Regions from separate parts of the Homo sapiens genome. Here regions 2 and 3 are each linked to region 1. A link is a loop called in an ENCODE intact Hi-C map of the cell type or tissue named here. Cell type or tissue: mammary epithelial cell. All regions are shown on one strand.

Evidence for each region. Hi-C counts contacts between places; a loop is a spot of excess contacts. Peaks named below come from ENCODE experiments on the same cell type or tissue, not always from the same donor. Only the 100,000 strongest peaks of a DNase experiment are listed, where the experiment ranks them.
Region 2: it touches region 1 in a loop (2.2-fold over the local background); 2 of 110 quality-filtered maps call a loop at or near these places.
Region 3: a loop joins it to region 1, with 4 times the contacts of the local background. A loop is called at or near these places in 4 of 110 quality-filtered maps.

Annotation. Positions count from the first base shown.
Region 1 is chr7:36,601,073-36,609,072 of GRCh38, reverse strand. The region is part of intron 11 of AOAH (acyloxyacyl hydrolase); the gene reads left to right. Among named protein-coding and RNA genes, the nearest start is that of AOAH-IT1, 5.0 kb to the right of the region's middle. In mammary epithelial cell, no CTCF peak of the experiment used is centred here; DNase peaks (open chromatin) are centred at 3,582 and 7,742; H3K27ac peaks cover 1,098 bases.
Region 2 is chr7:36,523,486-36,531,485 of GRCh38, reverse strand. AOAH (acyloxyacyl hydrolase) reads left to right here. Exons shown (of 21, transcript NM_001637.4): 19 at 972-1,068. Among named protein-coding and RNA genes, the nearest start is that of AOAH-IT1, 73 kb to the left of the region's middle. RefSeq lists a cis regulatory region at 4,335-4,345 and enhancers at 4,268-4,412, 4,189-4,483. In mammary epithelial cell, no CTCF peak of the experiment used is centred here; a DNase peak (open chromatin) is centred at 4,375; H3K27ac peaks cover 683 bases.
Region 3 is chr7:36,655,671-36,663,670 of GRCh38, reverse strand. AOAH (acyloxyacyl hydrolase) reads left to right here. Exons shown (of 21, transcript NM_001637.4): 4 at 4,406-4,505. Among named protein-coding and RNA genes, the nearest start is that of AOAH-IT1, 60 kb to the right of the region's middle. RefSeq lists an enhancer at 1,681-2,223. In mammary epithelial cell, no CTCF peak of the experiment used is centred here; DNase peaks (open chromatin) are centred at 1,980, 4,420 and 4,900; H3K27ac peaks cover 2,470 bases.

The DNA of each region.
Region 1 (8,000 bases):
GCTGTCCCCCAGCATCCTTCCTCTGGGGGAGACTGCCTAGAGCTCATTGCCAATTGCAGGTCTTCCCACAGGGTCTCAGCCAGCCTTTGGAGACTACTAAAGAGCCATCCCTGTTAGGAAACTTCTGGTGCTTTTTGTCTCTTTGTACCAGACCCCCCCCCCTCCCCGCCGCAACAGCTCCTAATATTAATAGTTATGGTGAGCATATAATTTATTGTCCAAACTGGACACTTTGAGAGAAGAGGGATTGCTCCCATAATTATGCCATGACAACAGGCATTAACCTGGACTGGCTCAGACAAGTCTGGATGTCTGGCCACCCTACTGATAGCCACATGCCAAGCTCACTCCACAGTCATGACAGTGCCCAGTGGAGAATCTCAAGCCCCTAACTTACATGTAGAATAGTCTCGGACATTGACTCAAACAGACCAGTGTTCAAATCCTGGCTGAGCCACCTACACTCACTTCTTTACTCTGAGCTTTAGTTTCCTCATCTAAAAAGTATAAATAATGATGGCTACCTTGTCAGAAATCGGGAATCATTTTTATAAATGTTAAAAATTGGACTATTTATTTCTATCTACATTTTAGCTAAGGCCTGAGACAATGTGGACAAATTATTCCCACCTTCCCACCACCAATATTTCTTCCAAGTGAAAGATGAGACCATGTCCACAGAGCCTGCAAAGGAAGGGAGTGAAGCCAATTCTGCAACCTGTCACTTATCTCCAGAATCAAAGGTCCAGAAGAGTTGAGGCTGGGAATGGCCAGTGTCAGAGGGACAGTGGGGCTCAGCTTTCCCTGTCGGGGAAGGTAAGTGTGCTTCCCCCTCACTGTAAAGACGCCACTAAGATAACTGGATAGGGGTCTGCAGAGACTGAGCCCAAGAGGACTGGTGTTGGACACCCCCATGGGGAATGTAAGAGCAGTGACCGAGGCAGCAGGACAGAAAGAGCGTGGGCCCTGGACAAGGACATGAGCCCCAGGAAGGGAGAGCCAGCCTGGGCCACTGGACATCCTGCAGAGGATGGCCTGCAGGGGCAAGGTGACTTCACAGGGCTTAACCTCCAGCTGAGCAGGGCTGAAGCAGCAAACTTAAGTGACTAGTGGAGTGCAGAGAATGCACACACTCCACCATGGCAAGTTCAGTCACCTGTTCCCCACAGTGCCTCTCAAGAGCCCCACAACAGCCCTCATTATAGAAAGTCAGCTTTGGATATCTGCCCGGCTAGAGGCAATCACACCCGACTGTACCTCTTCTCCCTCCACCGCAAGTCTCAGCCAGCAAGAGGAAGGAAAAGCTGGCCAAGTAGACAAAGAAAGTGGACCACATTCCCATCCCTGGGTGCAGATAATCAGCCTCAAGCCCAGGATGGACAGGGAGCAAGAAGTTTTACTTAAAATTGTGAAGACTGAACATTTTTCTTTTCTGAAATGGAATTGAATATAACCGGAAGAGTGTATGTTTCTGAGAATGAGCATGTGCATAATTGGGCTGGTCTGGATTTTCTTCCAGGGCAAGGGATGAATTAGCACCACAGATGAGTGTGCAGTGGGAAAAAGGAAGGAGTTGTCTCATTGCACCCTATGAGTACTGCCTGCCTCATGTGCCAGTTAAAGACCTCAAACACCAGCAGGAGTCTCCCTTGGGGTCTGATGGTAGGAATGCATTTACAAATCAAGACCCTTCAGGAAGCCCAGACATGTTTCGTTCCATTCCTTTGCTGCACCAAGGACCTGATCGTATTGTCTGGCAAGCACAGTAAATGCTGTAGAAAAACAAGTGGGCATTGTTTCATAATGGGCCCTTCTGCCTTCTATGAGGCTAGTTGATACTTCTTTGCCTTTGTCTCCCTATAAGGCAGAAAACACATCTGTGCGTACATGACCCCATCCCAGCTGTATTCGCTGAAAAGGAATCCACTGTCAGGCATTCTCCCTGCAGCAGCCCCTCTCCTCTCCTGCTCTTGCCATCCTCTGCTTAAGTAGTGGGGCACCCGGGAGTCCTGTTTACAGCTAATTAGATTAGGAGTGTATTCATCTGGAAAGATATTTGTAGTTCAATAAAGAGAGTATGAAGACTCTCTCTCATGGTTCCAGAGACACAAAGGGTTCTGAGTCTCATTCCGACCTGTCTGCTCCCTTTCTTCTTAAACAACCTGAGCTTCTCTCCGAAATATCTAAACCTCAGTAGTTAGGTTCAAATCGACCTTCTCACGCCACAAGAAAGACCTCAACTTAGAAAGATGTCAAAGGAAGATGAAGAGCAAATCCAAAAACACTTTCATGCTGGTTTTGTTTTTTTTCTTCTTTTCTTTCAAGGGAAAAAACAATCTCTGCTTGAGTTGTTTGTTGAAAAAGAAGAGGAGGTGGAAAGATCATTGAGGCCAGCAAGGGATGCTGCCCTCCTGCTTCTTCCCCCATCTGTTCAAAAATTATTTCCAACATATTAAATGCTGCATTTCACTGAATCAGAATTGCATGACAGGTTGGGGGAGGGGGTGAGGAGAGAGAAGCAATTCTGAAATACAATTTCCCAAATGTTTATTTTGCTAGCTAAGGCTGTTGCCTATCCCATTATAAAATCTTTGCACGACCCCTGGCAGGCTGTTGTCTGTAGGGTAAGTAGGCGCAGATTGAATTTCGTGCTGTGTCAAGGACAAAATGAATCCTTAATCTAGCTGCTGAAAATGCATATTCACTAGAGAGCAAAGCGGCTCCCATCTCTCAAGCTTATATGCACTTCATTTCTCCCTTTGAGATGATTTTGTATATCAGATTTGGCTACTCTTTATTAACCCACAAACAGCACAGGCAGTATCGAAGCTGTCACCCTACGCTCACTCACCCGCCCTGCTTCCCGCTGTCTGGATTTATCACTGCACATAAAGCCTCCCTTAAGCACAGAGGAAGATTTTCATGATGCATACAAAATATGGGAATTCTATCTGAGTTACCTTCATGTCGACTCCAGAAATATCTAAGCATTATAGTGCTTTCTTATTATATTTTAAGATGAAGAAAAGCTATTGTTTAGTAAAACTGGACAAAATCACATCTTCTGCTCCTCAGCCATCTTGCAGGCTAGCGGATTAAAGATGCTAGGTGATGAGGAGAGAAACCTCAATCCTAGTTACTTCTCACTGATTCTGTCAGAAAAAGAGAGTTGTGTTCACCGTGGTGAATTCTGCTCTCCAGCAGCAGTGAGGCCACAAGAGACAGAATGTTCTTCCGTTTCCTTTCCCTGTTCATGAACAGGCCAGACAGGCCGTTCTTGAATTCTGATCAACTCGATGCCCTTCTCTCCCTACTCAAGGTGAGAATCTGCGTCTCTCACCTGCCAGCCATGTAGGGTGCACTCCCAGGCTCATGGGAACATCCATCATCTTGGCCCTGCTGCCTACTGAGAGAAGTAAAAAGCCAAACACCAGTTGTTATGAAAACTACAAGAGGAAATTATTTTAAACTCCATACTTCTGAAAAGCATTTATAATTACTCAGCCCACATACCTGCTCTGCCAGAACATGAAATAAAGACTTCTGTATCAGGAGGCAGTGTGAGTCAGTCAATGCCTGTGCTATCCAGCCTGCTGCTGCAACTAGAGGACAATCTCTTGTCCCCTGGTTAATTATGTCTGTCACCTGCTTCACTCTCCCCCACATTCCTTAGCCATCAAATGGAGCTCATGAAATTACTCATCACAGGGGAAACGCCTAGAATCTCAAGTTCATTGGCATGTGGAAAGAGAAAATTCCATCATTTAAAAATAATGTTAGGTGGTTGGAATTAATTGTCATACACTGTTCATTCATTGTTTTTTCAACTAATTCCTTCCATGCAATTCCTTAGGAGGAGTGGGAGTAGGCAGAGATTATCCAGCCCAGCTCTAGTCAAACGTCTAGGAGGCAAGACTGGCTTCTATATGATTTCCTAGGGAAATCATACAGAATTTCCACTCAAGGAAATGGTTGGGAGTTAGGGCACAGTGATGAGCTAAACCACTAAATTAGGTCATTAGTGATGACCTAATTCCTGCAGGAATATAAGGAAGAGCATGCATGAAGTACAAAGTCCAAAGATTCCAGAGGCAGAAATTGAGGATAGCATCACTAAGCCTGACCGCTAAAGAGCTCAAAGGAAAGCGGAGCAGAAAGCAGCAAAGAGGTCATGGTCTCATGTTGGTAACATATATTTCAGAGCCAACAAGAATGAGTGGATGCATCAGCTCTTCTTAACAGAGCAGGATATGGGCTCAGCTGTGGTCACAGAGTCCCAAATTTGGTGACTTAAGATGGAAGTGTTTCCCTTTTATGTAGTAATCCAGAGGGAAGCAGTCCAGGGCTGGGGGAAAGTTAGGTCATTCTCAACATGCAGCTTCCATCCTGGGGTCTGAGGTAGCTGCCCGTAATCCTGCCACCTGTCACCTGGAGGGAAGAAAAAAGACCAAGTGAAGGCACACATATCCCTTGGGAGAAGTTGGCACGATGGTGGCAAATATCACTTCTTTCTCACACCCCATTGTCCAGAGCTTAGTCATATGGCCATACCAGGCTGCAACAGAGACTAAGAAGTGCAGTCCCTGGCTGGGCAGCCCTATGCCCAACTATCACTGTTCTATTATTAAAGACAGAGAAATAGATAAAGGTGGATAACTGGGGCTCTGGAGGTGAAAAGCACCGGCTCAGCCTCAAAAAATGTAAAGTCTAGCTGGGAAGATAAACAAATAAGCTCACGATAATTAATAATAATAATAGAAAGCAAATATTACCATGTGCTTACCAAACACCAAGTATCCTATTTAACATTATCTTATTTAATACTTGCAATGGTCTGAATGTTGGTGTCCCCCCAAAATTCATATGTTGGAACTAATACCCACTGTTAATATGAAGAGGTGGGGCCGATGAGAAGGGATTAAGTCATCAGGGCTCCATCCTCATGGCTGGGATTGGTACTCTTATAAAAGAGCTCCCTTGCCCCCATGTGAGAATCCAGCAACAAGGCACCATTTACGAAGCAGAGGCCTTCACCAGACCCAAATTTGCCAGCACCTTGATCTTGAACTTCCCAGTCTCCATGAACAGTGAACAATAAATTTCTGTTGTTTATAAATTACACTATAAGGTATCTTGCTATAGCAGAATATAGACAGAGAAAATATAGCAGAATATGGACTATAGCAGGAAATGGACTAAGACAATACTGAAATGACTCTGCTATTATATGTATTTTATAGATAAAGAAACTGAGACTTAGCAAGTTTAGCTAACTGACAAAAGGTTAAACATGGAGCCCAGATACAAACTAAGTCTGTTGGATCCTAGAGTAGAGGTCAGAAAACTATGGCCCTTGGGTCAGACACTGCCCTCCCTGCTTTTGTAAACTAAGTTTCATTGGAACACAGCGATGCCCGTTCACTTACATATTGTCTATGACAACAGCAGAACTGAGCAGTCACAACAGAGACCAAACGGCCTGCAAACCTGAAATATTTACTGTCTATTCCTTTACAGAAAAAGTTTGCCAGCCTCTGCCCTAGTGCTAGAGGGTTAGGTGCAGTCAGCTAGGCATGCACAAGCTACCATGAGACCTAGAAGAGGACACCTAAGAGAGAAAGGCCGGGGCAGGCGAGGAAGGCTCTGAGAGGAAGTCCAGATGTAACCAACCCTTGTCTGTTGATTAGCAACTGAGCAGTCAAGACAGTGGAGCTGGAGGAAGAGCTTGTGGTGAGACCTGGAGGTCTGCGGGGATAGGGGTAGGTTCAGGGGACCCAGATTGTTGACGGGGGTGGGAGAGGAGGGCTGTCAGGAGAGGTTGGGGACATGGAGGTTCCTTGTGGTGGAGGATGACATTGAATAGCTACAGTAGCCTGCAGATTAGGGTTTCCCTACATGGCCAGTCATTGCAGTCAGGTAGGGCACTTATTCAAAATGAGATACTAGGGCCCCACCACAAACCTACCCAATCAGGATCTGTACTTTAAAGAAGCTCCCTGTGAGATTCTGGGAAACACTACTGAAGATGTAGGAAGAGAGTGAGGAAGCAGGGCCCCTGGCCAGAGGTTGCTGCAGTCACCCAGGGCCAGCAGATGTGTATGCCCAGAGGGGTGGAATGGCAAGGTTTTGGGACAGCCTCTTGGTATAAAGTGAAAGAGCGGAGAGAAAGAAAATGAGATCATCATTTATGATCACGGTCATGGGGAACAAGAGCCCAGGTCAGTCCTGGTGAGCAGGTGGCCCCAGTGAGGTCTTCTCCACTTTCCCCTCTGTAACTTGACCTTGGACTTCTTCTGGTATCAAATTCCAGTTATTACCCCCAAAAAAGAAAAACTACCCACATCCCAGACAAATTGCAGTCTGGCTGTTGTAGAAATGACTAAACTTTTACAGAATCAAAGGTATCAGAAGAGTCAGCTTTGAGGACGTGTACCTCTTCGTGCTCATTTCAGGCCCTTGGAGGAATTTTTTTTTTTCTGTTTGTGGAAGAATTTGTTTCAATGGCCTTAGAAAAGAATTGATTTGTGGTTATCTCTGCATATGAGGAGGATATTTTATACTCTTGTTTTCTTGCTTTTATGTATCTAAAAAAAAGTTCAATCACCCTAGGGGATGAAAAAAAAAAAAAACAATGGAAGGAAGGGAATTCAGTAGAAAGAGTTTAACTGTACAATGCGTTCTCATTTGGTATGCGGCAGTGAGAGAAATGCATCCCTCGACTCATTCATTGAATAAATAAATCATAGGGTTAGAGCTTAAGTAATAAATAATAGAAAAGGAAAAGAAAGAAACTAAGAGGAGCTGACAAGGTAAAAATAAATAAATAAAAAGAGCTGCATTCAAGCAAAATGATGAAACATGGAGTGTTATTTGCCATTTTGTCCTCTTTGTATTTACTTGTCATATTTTGCTAGAATTTTTTATTTGATTGTTTATTCACTGCCCCCATAAGCTTTTGTACTGGCAGAGGGTCAAAGAGGAAAGGCTCTACTTTTTCCCTGAAAGTGACTTATTTCGCTGAAGTTGAATGTGCATCGAATAAGCATCGTACCAGGTGCTGAGTAGTTATTGCTACTGATCTGCTGGTGTGTAGTACATTTTAAGTCACTAAATTTGGGGATTACCTGTTACATGAAAATGTGTAACTGTAATACTTGGTGTTTGTTGGTCTCCTTTGGATATGATATGATGAATTTAGCCCTGAGGTTTTGCATGCGGTGTTAGCAATACTGGAACTATTTCCCCCTGGCCCCTCTGTGCTTGGTTCTCTCTTCCTAGCCTTCCAGGACTCACACGTTAGATAAGACTTCCTTCAAGACTCCTTTCTTGAAAGCCCCACATGTGGGGCAGATGTCCCTTCTATGTGCTGACACAGTACTCTGGACTGCCCTTAATGCTACTAACATTTATTGAGCTCTTACAAGTCTAAACGTCATGCATAGATTATCTTTTTTAATTCTCTCAACCACCCAATGAGATAGGTACTATTATTAAGCTATTTTTATTGGTAATGAAACTGAAGCACAGAAGGATTAAGGAAAGACTTCCAGGTTACCCAGATGGGAAGTGTTTATTGTCTGTGCTCCTCTAGACGGTGAGTCCCATGAAGAAGGAGCCCACAGCTGCCTGGTATGGAGTCCAACAGAGTGCCCAGCACAGTCTGGTGCCTGATGTTTCTCTCTCTCTCCCTCCCCTTCCCCCCTCTCCCTCCCTCTTTTCCTCTGTGTGCCTCTGTGTGTATAATGAATCATAGGGCCACAGGGACTTTCCCTCAATATGAGACTCATCTCACACACGGGAGATTATAAGGTTTACAAATCAAATGCACAGAGTTAAATTACTTTCTTGAAGTTGTCTATATTAAAGCCTTAGTTTATGAGAACTGTGCTACCTAATCTAGTTAAGCCTGAGATGACAGAGGCAGAAACCAGATGATATATCCTCTCTCTATTCTCCCAGAACTTCCTCTGCCAGACCCCACTGGAAGGCAGACCTCCAGA
Region 2 (8,000 bases), 78 kb after region 1:
AGTCCCAGCTGCTCAGGAGGCTGAGGCATGAGAATCACTTGAACCCAGGAGGCGGAGGTTGCCGTGAGCCAAGATCGCGCCATTGCATTCCAGCCTGGGCAACAGAGCAAGACCCTGTCTCAAAAACAAAAATGAACAAACAGACAAAAGACTTATTGAACATTTTTTACATAAAAAGCATATTTCAATTTTTTAGAACTTGGAGAACACAAAAAAGCATAAAGAACAATAACAAATATCACGCAAAATTCCACCACCCAAAGTTAGTATATGTGTATGTCTTCCCATTACCACTTCTAGAGATCAATATATTTGGTTTTTGCCTACATAGTATGAGAATGCACATACTCTTTTATGCTTTCCAATGTTCATAGATTGTTTCTCCACACCATAATGTTGTAACCATTCTAAAGTTTATACGTGACTATATTATGATTTATTTCATCTTTTGTTGTTGGACATTTAGATTGTTTCCAAATTTACACTATGATAAATAGCATTGTGATGAGCCATCGTATATCTAAAGGTGTAAGTCTCTGTGTACATCTCAATTTCCTTGAGACAAATTCCTAGAAGAATTACTGGGCCAAAGGGTATGTCCATGTTTAAGGATTTGATCCATATTGCCAAATTGCTCTCTAGAAAGGTTAAGCTAATGACATTCTCATTCACCTACCCATGACAACATTCAATATCATGGTTATCTTACCTTTGCCAGTCCCAAGGGTGTTAAAACTAGTATCACTAATTTACACTGATTTGATTCCTAATGAACATTAACATTTGTCTCATGTTCACTGGCCATTTGTACGTGACTAGAATTTAATGTGCAGAGCTGCTGTCTGCTGATGGCTTGGAGAAATGAAAGTAGAGTAGGATGGGGAAGATCGATTTCTTTGTTCTGCCTGAATTGTCTCACTAAAGCCAAAGTCTAGATTTCATGAAATTCTCCCTGTTTCCTCTCTCTTCAGAGAGCAGAGCAACTCTCCAACACACTGAAAAAAATTGCAGCCAGTGAGAAATTTACAAACTTCAATCTTTTCTACATGGATTTTGCCTTCCATGAAAGTAAGTAGCTTTGTTTGGGTATTGACAGAAGATGAAAGCAGCAGCTAGTTTAGGGCCTGGGCAACTGGTTTTATACTTTTATAAGCCACCAGGCAGCAGATTCGGCAGGGTTACTCCTGCCTATTCTGACACACTAATAGCTCTCAGTATTGAAAAAAAGATAAAATGTGGGACTTTTTCTGAAAAAGTTGGGTTCAGCATTACCTCTGTACTTCACCATCATTTTAGAATCCCTGATGCAATAGAGCCAGTGACTGGTTAGAAAGAGCTTTGAGCTGGCAACCTACAGGTTAATGCACTCACTAACCTGTTCTTGTCGGGTTAAAAGCCCTGGTTACCTGATGGATGTGACAGAAATGAGGGATATGGTGGCACCTCTCACAGTGGGCCCTGAAATACCCAGGGACTCAGGAGCAGTGCAGATTCCCACACCCCATACAGGATGAACTTAATCAGAACCTCTAAGGGAGGGACCAAAGAACTTGCCCATGGCAAAGTGATCAACCCATGTCCCAACTTTCTGGAAGGAATATTACTAAGTTGCTTTTTTAGCATTCTGTCCAAACACCGGAGTCACTGCTGAGTGGCCACACAAAAACAGGCATGATTACTATAGCTACTGATTTACTCTTTACATCTTGAGTCTGAAAAATTATTGCTTATTGACTGTAATCTTTCCTGATTCATTTTCATTGCTAAGCAATTTTTATACAAGAGCAAAGCCCCCTGTTGACTGCCAGATGAGATAATGCTAATGAAGGGTTTCACAGTGTAGGCGAAAGATGGAAGATTCCTCATCCAGAGTTTATCATCTCTGTCCCCCACCCCCAGTGCCCCCATCCGCAGCATCTGGGTTGGAGCAGATGGCCATCATGAATTATCAAATATTACATTCACTGACATGTTTTGCATTGCAGACTCTAGTAGTTCAATTCTGAACATCCTTTCAACAAGACTGGTCTCCCTTAACTAGATTTCCTGCCTAGGTGATACACATTTCTCTCGTGGGGAGAGACATTTTGATAAATAACTTCTCATTAAAATGCAGAGTTAAAGACCCATTAATGAATTCCTGGTGTAAACAAATGCACCACCAAGTGATCTTTGATCATCATCAACCTTGAATATAGATAAAGTTATTAAAAATATAATAATGTCTAACACTCACATGGGACTTTTTTTTTTTACTTTCCAGAGTGATCACTAGCTCTGTCATTTATTATCTCTGGGACTGCAGGCAATTCTCTGAATATTTTTAAACTCCCTTTCCAGCCCTGGAAATGGGGATACCATATCTTCCTAACAAATCTCTGTGATGATTCTATGAAATAATGTGTCATCCTCCTAAATGTTATGCCTGGTACACAGAAAAGGTACCATTTCCTTACACCCTTGCTACTCAATGTATGCTTTTGGATAAGCAAAATCAACACCACCCAGGAGCTGGTTATAAATGCAGAATTCCAGGCCCTACTCCAGACCTACCTAATCAGAACCTGCATTCAAACACAACCCACAGGTCATCTCTATGCCCATTAAAATTTTGTAAATGGTTTGTGAAGCTGAGATGGGAGGATCGCTCAAGTCCAGGAGGTCAAGACCAGCCTGGGCAACATTGCAAGACCCCATCTCTAAAAACAAAACATCTTTTTTTATTAGCCAGGCATGGTGGTGCATGCTTGTAGTCCCAGCTACTCTGGAGGTTGAGATGGGGGGATCACTTGAGCCTGGGTGGTTGAGGCTGCAGTGAGTTGTGATCACGTCACTCAACTCCAGCCTGGTTGACAGAGAGAGACCTCATCTCTATAAAAATAAAAATAAAGTTTAATAAATGGAGCTCTATAATGCCTCAAGATTAAGAGCTGGGTCAGTCATCAGATTTATAAGTCCTGCTATGTGCCAGGAGCTATGAAGGTGCTGGGAACATAATCGTCAACAAAGCAGAAGAGTCCTTATCTCTGTGGAGGATATAGAGAGAAGAGCTTTATTCTTGTCTGTCCAGAATTCCACTGGTGAACTGATATGCTTGGAAGCAGGGCCTCATCAGCCCTTTCTTGTCCTCACAGCAATAATAAACACAGTGAAAAAGCAAAAAGTTGAATTAAGCTGAACTGAACATTCTACATCAACGTGGGAGAAAGCTCCTAGGCATTTCTCCATGCTTGGCGATTCCCATCAACAGTTCAAGGAACTTCCTGTTTTGTAATCTCCTGCTATTTGTTTAAAATAAATGTGAAGATCTAGTTTTGGTGCAGGGCCTTCTTCATCTTCTCCTCAGGAAGTTAGTGGGCACCCCACTAGGGAAGGCATGTGGGCACAGTGAGACCACTGTGGGACCTGCCTCCATGAACATCTGATACAGCACCTGCATTTGATGTCTAGGTGCCGCCATGTCCACCTCTGAAAGAGCTAGCATTTCTATCTGGTTTTCAGGAACCGTGGTAGTGTCCTGACTTAAGCTCAGAGTCAGGTACTGCAAAAGACATTTTTAACTTGAAATTTTAGCATTTTCCAAAGCAGTGGGAGGGATAATCCCCTCCCAGATCCATCTCTGTGGGTAACCACCCGTGCCTGGGCAGCTCATCTTCCCAGAAACCCACCCCATGTGGGTACGATGTGTGGTTATAGAAAGAGCCCAGAATTTACAACTGTCTTCCTATTCCAGCTCAGACACAGAATAGCTGGGTGACCTCAAGTGAATTAAATAACCACCCAGCCTTTGTTTCCTTGTATGTAGGATAGAAATAACTAACCCACGTAAAGATTAAGTAAAACAAAACTTGTAAAGTTGCAAAGACTCAGTAACTGTTAGTGGCCGTCCCCCGCCACCACCATCATCCGTGTGTATGAAGCAACTCCTTCACTCCTGATGTCCAACCCACCCCCCAGCTCCATTCACGCCTGTGAAGTACTTTGAGTTCCTTCGAGGAAGGTATGGTAGAAATGCATCCATTACCAAGAAGAAAAGTAATCTTTTATCAGAAATTAAAATCCTACAGAGTCACTTATTAAGTCTGCAGTCCTGATAGTCCCATGAAAATCTCTCCTCTCATTTTGGTACTGTATGTGATCTGACAATTGTGTCAAAAATATTCTCATTTTTCATGATACTAAAATTCACAATTTCACATCCTTGTGACAGAGCAAATTGCAGTTAAGGGTCCCTGTCACTTGAGGGTAGGCACAAGACCCATTCATTTTCCACCCTGACAGCCTCAGTCCAGCACTGAAAGATGATTACTCATCTCCAAAGACTTTCTGTCTCTTGCTGACTCATTCTCCAACTGGTTATGAACTAAACAGAGGCAGCAACTTTTCCTCCCTTCAGGAAATGCCAACTTGAGCAGGTGATATTCTTTTTCTTTGTCTGCACCACACCTCCCCAACAGAGGAAAGAAAATGCCACTTGGCTGACAAAGCCATTTTTACACTGACAGTTTAAATATACCTCCAGCTGCCCTCAACTTCCCAGACAGCTCAATTGGCATAAACCTGGCTCTTGGTTCCCCGCACCATGAATACATTTGTAAAATCAGCCAATGACTTTATGGGGCTGGCCAGAAAGCAGCCTTTTCTTTAAAATATCTGCTAGTGTTGCTGTTCATCAAACAGTGTTTGATGAACAAGTGTTTTATGAGTCTTCCTCCCTTGTTTCTATTACATCTTTGAAAAGCTGGTCATTAGCAGCTTCTTTGACTTTACAAATAAACTACATTAAAGAAGAAGAAAACAAAACAAAATACATTATGCTCCAAATCTCCACAGATCATCCATGATCATTCAAGAAACTTAATCCAGATATTCTGAAGAACAAATAGGAATTCATTGGTCTATTTTAAGTTATGGTCCAAAGTAGAAAGGAAGCTGACCAACTTACCATGTTATCTTTGAATGGACCTCCCACTCTAAAATCAATCAAGGAAAAAGTAAAGACCAGTGTCTGGTATTGCATTTCTCCCAAGAAAGCAGAATTTCATCCTGAGATAAACAAAAAAAGGATCTTCCCTTTGACATTGGTCACGATACAGATAAAATCCTAAATAAACACTTGCCTGTGAGTTACTGAAGCTCCCTTAAGTTTTACTGTCCTGATGGCTACATGTATGTGATGACCCATATCCCTCACAGACATAATAATCATATGGGGGAAAAAAATGATGTTTACCTCTGTAAATAAACAGGTTGTAGTCTTAATAAACTTGGAGCATTTTCTTTTAACACCTATTGTATTATTTTATATGGCAAGCAAGTTCTTCCAAAGGCTGGACTCCCTTGTAGTTGCTGCCTAATGTAGAGAAGGGATGGGGGTTGAGAGACAGGAATAATTTCCTAGCAGGCAGGAATGTGTTATCATCGACATTATTTAGAATTGCTGGACTATGGTGATGACAAAAGGTGGACCTCTCCCACTGCCCCCAACCCTAGGGTACGCTCCTATTCCCCCGCAAAGCTTGGCAAGTAAATATCCCTCCTCTTTCTTTGTGCTTTTTCTCCTGAGTTTTCCTTTTATGATCCCCACAATTATGGGATTGCTCAAGTCTCCAAGGGAAGGAGAAGGGAATGGTCATCTCTTCTCATTTTGAAAACACAGTATAGGTTGAATATCCTTATCCTGAATGCTTGGGACCAGAAGTGTTTCAGATTTTGGATTTTGGGGGATGTTTTTGGATTTTGGAATATATGCATTATGTATACTTACCAGTTGATCATCCTACACACAAAATCCAAAATTTTCCAGTAAGCATTTCCTTTCAGCATCATGTTGGCACTCAAAAAGTTTTGAATTTTAGAGCATTTTGGATTTTGGCTTTTTGGATGTGGGATGCTCAACCTGCATCACTAACTCTGATATCTGAATTATCTTGTTCCATGAAGACATCTATCAACACCTCTCTTTCTTTCTCTAAGGGCCATAGTTTTCAGTTTGGTAATTAGTAACACACAAAAAATGCAAATCAAAATGAAAATAGCCTAGAATTACTTTAAGCCTAGATGCCAAAATTGAATCACAGTCTAAGAAACTCATGTATAAGCAAATCTCACCTTTGTAATATCAGGCTCCTAGTAAACATTCTTCTCAAGGAACATGATATTGTTTAAACTGTGTTTCCCTAACAGGTTCAAATTTGCTTTCTACTGTGGATTTTCCAGAGCTCCTGATCACCATAATCCTTTTCTAGACTTTTTATTAGCCATCTCAGGCATGGGCTTTGATTCAACATGTCATTCAACTCTCTTTGCAAACATGGAGAGTCAGAAAGTATTTAAGAGGCTTCCTACCACCACTGCATCAGATGACCCCAGGAGAGTCCAGGTCAGGTCCATGGTTTGCTGTGCATCTATTTATTACAAGAGGACTCTGCCTCATGTCTTATTCATCCAACTCTTCACAACTTTTTAGTAGGCTCTGTCTGAAGTCTTGATGAGGCTCAATTCCCATTGGCCTGCTGTTATTAGCATACCTGGGAATTTTTTAATAACTGTCTTATCTCAGAATGCTGTAATAAAATACCATGAACTGGGTGGCTTATAAACAACAAAAATTTATTTCTCACAGTTCCGGAGGCTAAAAGTTTAAAATCAGGATGCCAGCATGGTCAGGTTCTGGTGAGGGTCCCCTTCCGTGTTGCCGACTGCCAACTTCTCATCATATCCTCACATGGTTTAAAAAAAAAAAAGAGTGAGCGAGCCCTCTGGGGTGCATTTTATTTGATTTATTTATCTTTTAATTTACTTATTGTCGAGACAGAGTCTCACACTGTCTCCCGGGCTGAAGTGCAGTGGCGCAATCTTGGCTCACTACAATCTCTGCCTCCCATGTTCAGGCGATTCTCCTGCCTCAGCCTCTCGAGTAGCTGGGATTACAGGTGCCCACCACCACACCTGGCTAATTTTTTTTTGTTTTTTTTTTTTTTAGGTTTTCTTTTGTATTTTTAGTAGAGACGGGGTTTCACTATGTTGGCCAGGCTGGTCTCGAATGCCTGACCTTGTGATCAACCCTCCTAGGCCTCCCAAAGTGCTGGGATTACAGGTGTGAGCCACCGCACCTGGCTGGGTGTGAATTCATGGGCATGAATTCCATGATGGGGGCTCCATCTTCACGGAATAATTACCTATGCCATCATACTGCGGATTAGGGTTTCAACACAGGAATTTGAAAGGGACACAAACATTCAGTCCGTGCAACACCCTGTTGCGATTGTCTTTCATTCTTTCTTTTCTTTCTTCTGTTAGCATCTGTACAACATAAGGTGAAACCCAAATAAAAATAAAGGGAAAAGTGGGAAAAGGGACAAAACGTTAATCAAGAACTTTGGTGAAGCAAAAAGGAGCACAAGTAGAATGGAGATGATGTCATCTCTGAAGTCACGGAGGGGATGGGGAGGCTGACATTTCACCTGGCCCGGGCCTTTCTGCATCGTTGCTGATTTTTGTTTGAGAGACTCCTGTGGGACTGCAAGGAGAGATGGGACAAAGACCATAAAAGGACAAAGAGAACTGAGAGGGCTCAGTGGTGGTGATCCTGGCTCTCTGCATTTGAAGAAATCTTTCCAGATGGCTGGTTCTCCATTGATGGCAATTTGTTGGATGTTCAGATTGGGAATGGCAGGGGATGGGCTGGATAGCATTCATGAGCAGGCAGGGCCAGCATCGCAGCCAGCAGGGCAGTCTGGAACCCACAGGAGCTTCAGAGTGTCAAGTCCAGAGGGAAATGTGAGGCAGCTAGAATTGAACCTCAAGAAGAAGGTTGCATTCCAAGGACATGCCAAAAAAAAAAAAAAAAAAAACAGGCAAAACAGGCCAGGCAAACTGAAGACTGAGCCAGGCAAGCTTCCCCAAAACTGTGCCTTTACAAGACACTATGGCCAAGGGCAAGAAAGAAATTGTTGAAAGCTGCATGCTGGCTTGGCAGAACAAATAAACTTTCATGA
Region 3 (8,000 bases), 55 kb before region 1:
TGTTCAGCAATAAAAGGAAATGAGCTCTCAAGTCATAAAAAGACATGGAGTAAACTTAAATGCGTGTTACTAAGTGAGAAAAAACAATCTGAAAAGGCTACATGCAGTATGATTCCAACTATATGACATCCTGGAAAAGGCAAAACTATGGAGACTACAAAGATATCCGTGGTTACCAGGGGTTAGGATGGAGAGAGAGACAAATAGGCATAACACAGAGCATTTTTAGGGCAGTGGTAATCTAATCTGTATGATACTGTAATGGTGAATACAAGTCATTATGCATTTGTCCAAACCCATAGAGTATACAACACCAAGAGTGAACCTTAAGGTGAACTAAACACTTTGGACGATGATAATGTGTCAATGCGGGTTTATCAATTTTAAGAAATTACTGGTGGCAGATAATGATAATAGGGGAGCCTGTGCATGTGTCGGGGCAGGAGGTCAATGGGACATCTCTGTATTTTCCTCTCAATTTCACTGTAAACCTAAAACTGCTCAAAAGAAAAAGTCTTTTTAAAAATGAAAAATGTGACTCTCTTGGCTTTATTTGCTGCTCTAGGAAAGAGAAAAGGTGGGAATTGTTCCTATGAGTTTGCAGACTGCTTAAAGATTCAGCAAATGAGGCGTAGTTTAGGCCTTCTGTCCCAAGGCTGAGCAAGAGTACACATGCCATACTGCCACTTCTTATGCATCTTGCACATTCTAGTGGTTTTAAATTTGTGTGGATTTATGGGGTTCAGCATTTTCTCTCTTTATCCAAAGGACTACTTGTCACTTTATGTCTTTTTGATGATAAATCATCTTAGAGGACCTAGAGGGACACCACATGTCCAGTTCCCCTCTTCTACTCTCCAGCTCAGAGATGGCCAGCCTCACTCTCTGAGTGGTCCACATCTCCACTCTCACATTCAAGTTGCCTTACTTGAAGTTGTGCCCTATTAGGGAGGAAAAAGAGAATGGGTCTTGTATATCACATGATGAGTTGGCTCTGCTTGTCCTGGATTGCCACAGATGGGATACTAGCCTTAGGTTAAAAACAAAGATTAACCAGAGCCCTATTTATCACTCTCGAGTCCACTAACTACCAGACCCCCATAAAGACAGCAGTCATCAGCTAAATAAATGAACAATTAAGTTGAGAACAGATGTGTGAAAACAGCCACCCTCTCGATTTACTGACCCCTGGTAGACATTAGTTTGGTAATGGACTTTATCTGCAACAAGCAGCCTGCTTCACTGCTTAAAAGGGATGGCGTCTTTGATACTTTTAGTTGCAGTCTTACCCCCTGACTTCCCTTGAAGGGACCTGGGGCTAAGCAGGTGACTTTCACGATGAACGCTGCATTTCCCTCTTAACTCAGGTGCTCACAAAAGGGTGATAAACCATCTTGCCAGCCACACCTTTAGCTGCATTCAGCTGGAATTAAATTTGGGTGGCCATGGTTCCAGCCTGTTTTCACATATTGGTTATCCTCAAAATATTTGGAGATTTCCAAGGTGGCCCCCCTTTCTGTGATGGGCTTCATTAAGATACATTTTCATTAACACAGGGTAGTTCTTTCTACTGGAAGGTGCGCAGTAGAAATAAATGCTCAAGGCTCCTCCCAGTGTTTGGAGGTGTAGCGGTCACAAGATAATATTTTTAGAGATTTTTAAGGATATTTTGATGTTTAGCAACCGTTACAACTGCTGCTTACTCACAAAGTGAAAATCAAGAGTGTTTTTCTGTTTTGTTTTCTTTGCTTTTTATCATTCTAAATTCCATTTGTTATTCTGCATGCCCAGGTGTAAAATTCCTTTGGTGGAGCAGACCAAACCCAATTGAGTCTGTGAAATGGGCATCAGGGAAAGAAAGCAGAGAGGAGAGTGAAGGGAGCAAGCCAATTCAGTGACTCACATTCAGGCCAGGGATTAAAAGGGGCCATGCACTCCAATTCTAACCCAGGAGTGCTCAAGGGTTGGCCCATGTGTGAGCTGTTAACTGCTTTCAATCACAAGATAAAAGGAAAGAGGAGGAGGTGGAGGAGGCTCAGGGAGAGAAGAGAGGTGTTAGTCATTGCAGTGATTGTAGAGGTAGTTGTTATAATAGTTGGGTGGGGAGAGGTTGGAGTGGATTTATTATAAGAACCTAGGGCACACAGATCAGGGGACTAAAGGTCAGGAAAATACCCAGGCCTCTGAAAGAGACTGAAAATAGGACAGTAAACCAAAGGAACCCAGGGAGTGTGCTCTCTTCCAGCTTCCTCACTGCACGTCCTCTGGGTTCTGCCCTCAGAACCCATCCTGCAGACTGGCTTTCCAGATACTCAGTCCACCTGGCAGGAAATTACGACAGCACTATCCCAGCTCACTCGAGCTTCTCTTATTCTGAGAGTAGCCCAGGGTGAAGCCGAACATTTTTAACACCAATTCCAAATGTTTGAAAGAATCAGATTGGTCCTTCTTGAAACAGTAGTTTAATGAGATCTAATCAACTGGCTGGGAGCTACGGCATATAAACACAGTTACCAGAAGCCTGCGCCAACGGGCAAAGGAAAACAGTGAAGTGGTCATGTGAGCTGGGAAGAAACCCAAAGAAAGTCTCTTCTAGACTCCATCACTGTCCCTCCGCAGAATACAAAGGTTGGTCTCTGGGTATTACCAACCTGTGTTGCTGGATTTGTTTGTTTTTGTTGTCTTGGTTTGACTTGTGGTTTGAATCAATAATTTGCTTCAAAATGTAATAAGAGTTTATACTTATAGAAGTATATAAGTAGAGTTTATACTTAAAGAAGTATATAAGTAGAGTTTTTACTTATAGAAGAGTTTATACATTTGCTTCAAAATGTAATAAGAGTTTATACTTGTTCATGTCATTCGAAAAATTATACTCACTTTTCTTGGTAAGAAGAGTTTTGGGAGTGGGAAAGAAAAAATGAACATGGAATCAGATACGTTGAATCTAGATGTAAACTAAATGTTTTAAAAGAACTGTCCTTATACCATCCCCAGGGAAACAAACAAGTCAGTTACATTGTACTTTCTTCCATAAGAATAAGAAATATGCCCAGCCTGGTGCAGTGGCTCATGCCTATAATCCCAGCACTTTGGGAGGCCGAGGTGGGTGTATCATCTGAGGTCAAGAGTTCGAGACCAGCCTGACCGACACAGTGAAACCCTATCTCTACTAAACAATATAAAACTTAGCCAAGCATGGTGGTGGGTGCCTATAATCCCAGCTGCTGGGGAGGCTGAGGCAGAAGAATCACTTGAACCCAGGGGGCGGAGGTTGCAGTTAGCAGAGATTATTCCACTGCACTCCAGCCTGGGCGACAGAGCAAGACTCTGCGTCAAAAAAACAAAAACAAACAAACAAAAGACTCTGTTCCCAAATAATTGGGGAGACTGATTTGAGTAATAATAATGTCAAGCACGTCCGTGTGAAGAGACCACCAAACAGGCTTTGCGTGAGCAATAAAGCTGTTTATTCACTTGGGTGCAAGTGGGCTGAGTCCGAAAAGACAGTCAGCGAAGGGAGATGGGGAAGCGGTTGCTTTATAGGAGTTGGGTAGGTAATGGAAAATTACAATAAAAGGTAGTTATTTACTGTTAGCAGAGGAGAGGGTTGCAAGGTACATGGTGGAGAGATCATAAGACTTATTGTCCAGAAGAAGAATGTCACAAAGTCAAATGATCAACTAAGATAGGGCAGGGACAAGTCACGATAGTAAAATATTGTAATTTTACTCAGTTAAGGCAGGGACTGGCTGTTTTACTTCTTTGTAGTTTTTCTTTGGCTGCTCCAGACTTCTTGGCTCCTGCAGGCCATCTAGACGGATATGTGCAGGTCACAGGGGTTATAATGGCCGAGCTTCGGCTCAGAGGCCTGACAAAACTCTGACCTCTCGCAGGAAAAAAAAAAAAAAAAAAGAAAGAAAAAAGAAATATGTTTATAAGGGAATAGAATAGATTGTTTGGATTGTGCCTAAGAAAGTAAGGTTAGGTGTTTAAGGCTATATCGTAAATGATTTTTCACTATAAGGTTACCATGTTTCAAAGGCCCAAACTTCAAAATATTGTTTCCATCAAGTTACGTCCCTGCCCACTTTTTCTTTCCCAATTTTATGTGTGGCTTTGCCTGAAAAGAATCCCAGCACTCGCGTGAGAGGCTGACTGGCAGCTCAGTGCTGTGCATGCCCCATCCTCGCCTTTAGGACCTCATTCTAAATGCAGGAGAGAGCAACAGTGGCAGGAAATCATTACCATCCAGCAGCTCCCCGGGATTGGGGTCAAAGGCCACTCTGCAAGGAGTTGAGGGTATTAGAATCCATTCTGGGGATTTACCTTTCTTTGCAGTAGCTTCTGTTTCCTAATGCCTAAGAGATCTGAATAGCCTTTGTTTTGCACCGTTTCCCTCCAGGCTTAGCGCAGATATGAATGCTGATGTGGTATGTCACACTCTGGAGTTTTGTAAACAGAACACTGGCCAACCATTGTGTCATCTCTACCCTCTTCCCAAGGTGAGTGTGTAATCACTCTGAACATCTGTTTCCAGGGACATGCAAGGCTTTTGGAAATGTTAGAAAGGGAGGCTTAGCTTTTACTCGCTCAGTGTTTTGGGGACAGGGAGAGGCAAGATGACATTTTCAATTACCCCGCAAGAAATAATATTCCTGCATTTTGGCCTAGATCCATACTACCATGCTAGAAAGAATGTCTTTGCTGTTCAGCCATTGTGGACTGTAATTTTGAGCTGGCCTGCCAGTAGGTAGGAAATCTGATCAAAGAGACGCAGAGGTTTAAATCCCTATCACTTAAAAATCAAGCAAGTCACTCTCACAGAGTGAGCAACTCATGCCAGTTTGCCCAGGACTTTCCTGCCATGAGCACTGAAAGCCCCACATCTTGGGAAATCCTGGGCAGTTGGTCACCCTACGCTGAGCCTTATTGCTCTTACTCATAAAATGGGTTATGATAAACTACCTCCCACAGTGGTTTATTGTGGGAAGTCGGTGAGCTAATATGTAAAAAATGCTTAGCACAATAACTGATACAGTTTTTAAAGTGTTAAGAGAAATGACTGCTAAATGATCATTATTGATAACATTATTATTCAGTGATAGCTGTTCAGAGGACCCTGTGTGCATTATATCATTTTGTGTAGCTTTTAATTAGATTGCGGAGAGGAGGCTGCAAATGTTGACACAATTCCCTCCGCACACTCTGGATGAGAGGATAATATTGAATCCAGTTAGGCCACAGAATATTAATTTTCAGGAGCTGCCCGTGAAAAAAAATTCTTTGCCTTCTTTCTTGAATTGTAGTTTTTCTGGATATAACACAATAGGTTTCTATTTTAATTGTAATTTCCTTTTTATTCATGTTAAAATGAAGTTCATTTTAGTGCTTTGTGGCCTAACCAATGACCATGATTTTGCTGATGGACAGTATTAAATACATCAGCCTGTCTCCTTGAGCAGGAAGTAAGAGATGCAACTACCTGAGGAACGTGTATATTTCAAGCTTCCTCTGTCACTGACTAAGTGCGAATTAAATTTCCCCTAATTCCACCTGAGAAGCTGCAGGCTCCACTGGTACCTAGAAGAGTTAGTTAACTTTAATTAAAAAAAAAACTTTTCATGTGTTCAAATAGCGTGTGACTATTGTATCATAATATCATAATATTTTCTGTTTGATATTGCAAGGAAGAAATGGGTCTCTGTGTAGAAATGCAAGTGACACAGGTTTTGTGATTTCCTTAAATAATAATGTCATGTATACATTACACCCACAGCTACACATAGTCGCAAAAAGTTCAACTTTAAATTGTCCCATTTAAAATGGCATTCTTTATTTTTATACTCTCTAGAGTTTACTTCTGAAATTTCATGTCCTTGTCTTCCTACCCTGACCCCCTTCTCAATTCCTAACTCTGTAAAATTTCGACTGCCTCTGGCTGCAAGGGAATTGGAGGATTTCATGTGGGAACCGCCACCTTCTACCCCAGCTAGCATTCAGTGCTGCTGGGCAGCCTGTGACGATTCCCTGGACAGCCCCCTTCACTTTCCTCTGACGGCTGTTCTAGGCCTTCACCCTCTGCCTCGGGTCCCCCTCTCCAGCCTCTATCTCTGCAGATGACCCAGAAAAGAGGGACAATGGGTATACACATGGACAGCTTCACCCTCCTCTGCCTCTGAGCTTCCCCTGAATAGTAGTAACTGACATTGACTGGGCACTCACTTTGGGCCCAGTGCTGGTGTAGAGGCTCACACTTGATCTTGTTTTGTTCCCAAGCAGGCCTAGGTTGGAGGTGTCATTTCGACTCCTTTTTACAGTGGAGGAAACTGAGGGTTAGAGAAGTTATGTGACTTCCTGAAAGTCACTTCCCGAGGAAAGAACAGAACTGGGTTCACACCCCGGTTGTTCTACTCAGAGATTGGTTGAGCTCTAACGTGGTGTCAATGTTTCAGAAACTCCCCTGGGGTGTCTTCTTACAACAGTCAGCTGAAATCCTACCACCAGAAACAACTGATGTCGAAATGTGTGTTTCCTTTTAACTTTTCAAATAAATTATATTGTATTGAGAATTTATTTGAGAGTTATGATAATGCATATACAATTTTATACCCTACTTTGTTCCCTTAACATTACATTTTGAGCATCTAGTTTTCAGTGGTATATAGCAGACCTTTTTATCATTCTGCAAATCACTCCTACGTAGCACGTATGAATGCTCAGGTGGAATTACCTACCTGTTAGGGACAAACTGCCCCAAAAAAGCTTCTTGGTACTGCCAACACCCCCCACCAAACCTCTTTGTGCCACCCCTCCCCTTCCCCCAAGCCTTTTTACATTTCGAAGCCCTTATCTAGGTGCCGTGGTGAAGTCAGCAGACTTTACCTATCAGGCCTTGCAGCAATAAAGCAAACCCCAATTACAAACCATCCAGATGGCACAGGGGAAGGTCGCACAAAAAAAAGTCATAAAAAACGTAAACAAACTTTACTTACATCCTTCGGTACATAAACGTCACAAGGTGATATGTGGCAGAGTTAACCAACATACAACCCCAGGGTCTCTCTCCCCCATATAAACCCCTCATTTTGTAAGCTCAAGACTGCCTCCTCTGTCTGTAGTAGAGCAGCCGGCAAGTTAAATAAAGGCTTGCCTAAACTTGGGTCTCTCTCTCTCGTCCTTTCTCTCAGCTGACCTAACATTACCTACTAAGGGCGGGTGAAGACACAAATGCAGACGTAGATAATGTTCAGCCCTCCAGAAGGAATTCTCATGACTCTCCTAGTCAATAGTCCCCAGAGTAGCCACTATTCTGAAGTCTATCGCCACCGGCTAGTTCATTTTTAGGAAACTCTATCCTTGAATGTCGTATCAAAGGCCTCGCGCGGTATATGCTCCTTTGTGTCTGGCTTCTTCCACCTGTGAGTTTCATCCCGTGTTGGGTGAACAGCATCATTTCATGTAGAATTCCCCCAATCATCTTTTGATGTAGCTCCTGCACTACTGTCCCAGTGAGTCCAACCAAATCTGCTCTTTCCTTCTTTCTAATACATTTTTTTCCACATTGATGCCACAGATGCCTTGCTGTAGGAAAAATATGACCTTCCACCCCAGCCCAACCCTTTGCCTGGAAAGCAATTTCTCACTCTGTCCTTCCACTTGGTGGATTATTCCTCCCCATCGTTCATGGCTCAGCTTACATGTCACTTCTTCAGGGAGGCGGGCCCTATTAGATAGCCCTCTTATCATAGCTCCTGTATATTCCTTTCTTGAACTTGCCACTTTACAAGATATATTCCTGTGTGACTGCCTGCCTGTCTCTACCACTATCCTCTGAACTCCAGGAAGGCAAATTCTGTCTTGTTCACCACTCTATACCCAGTGTCTAGGACGGTGCCTCACACATACCAAGGAAATGTGTATTGACGCAATGAACGGGTAAAGTGCCACTAGCTTCTCATTTGCATCCCTGATGGAAATTCTGACTTTCCTCATGTGAA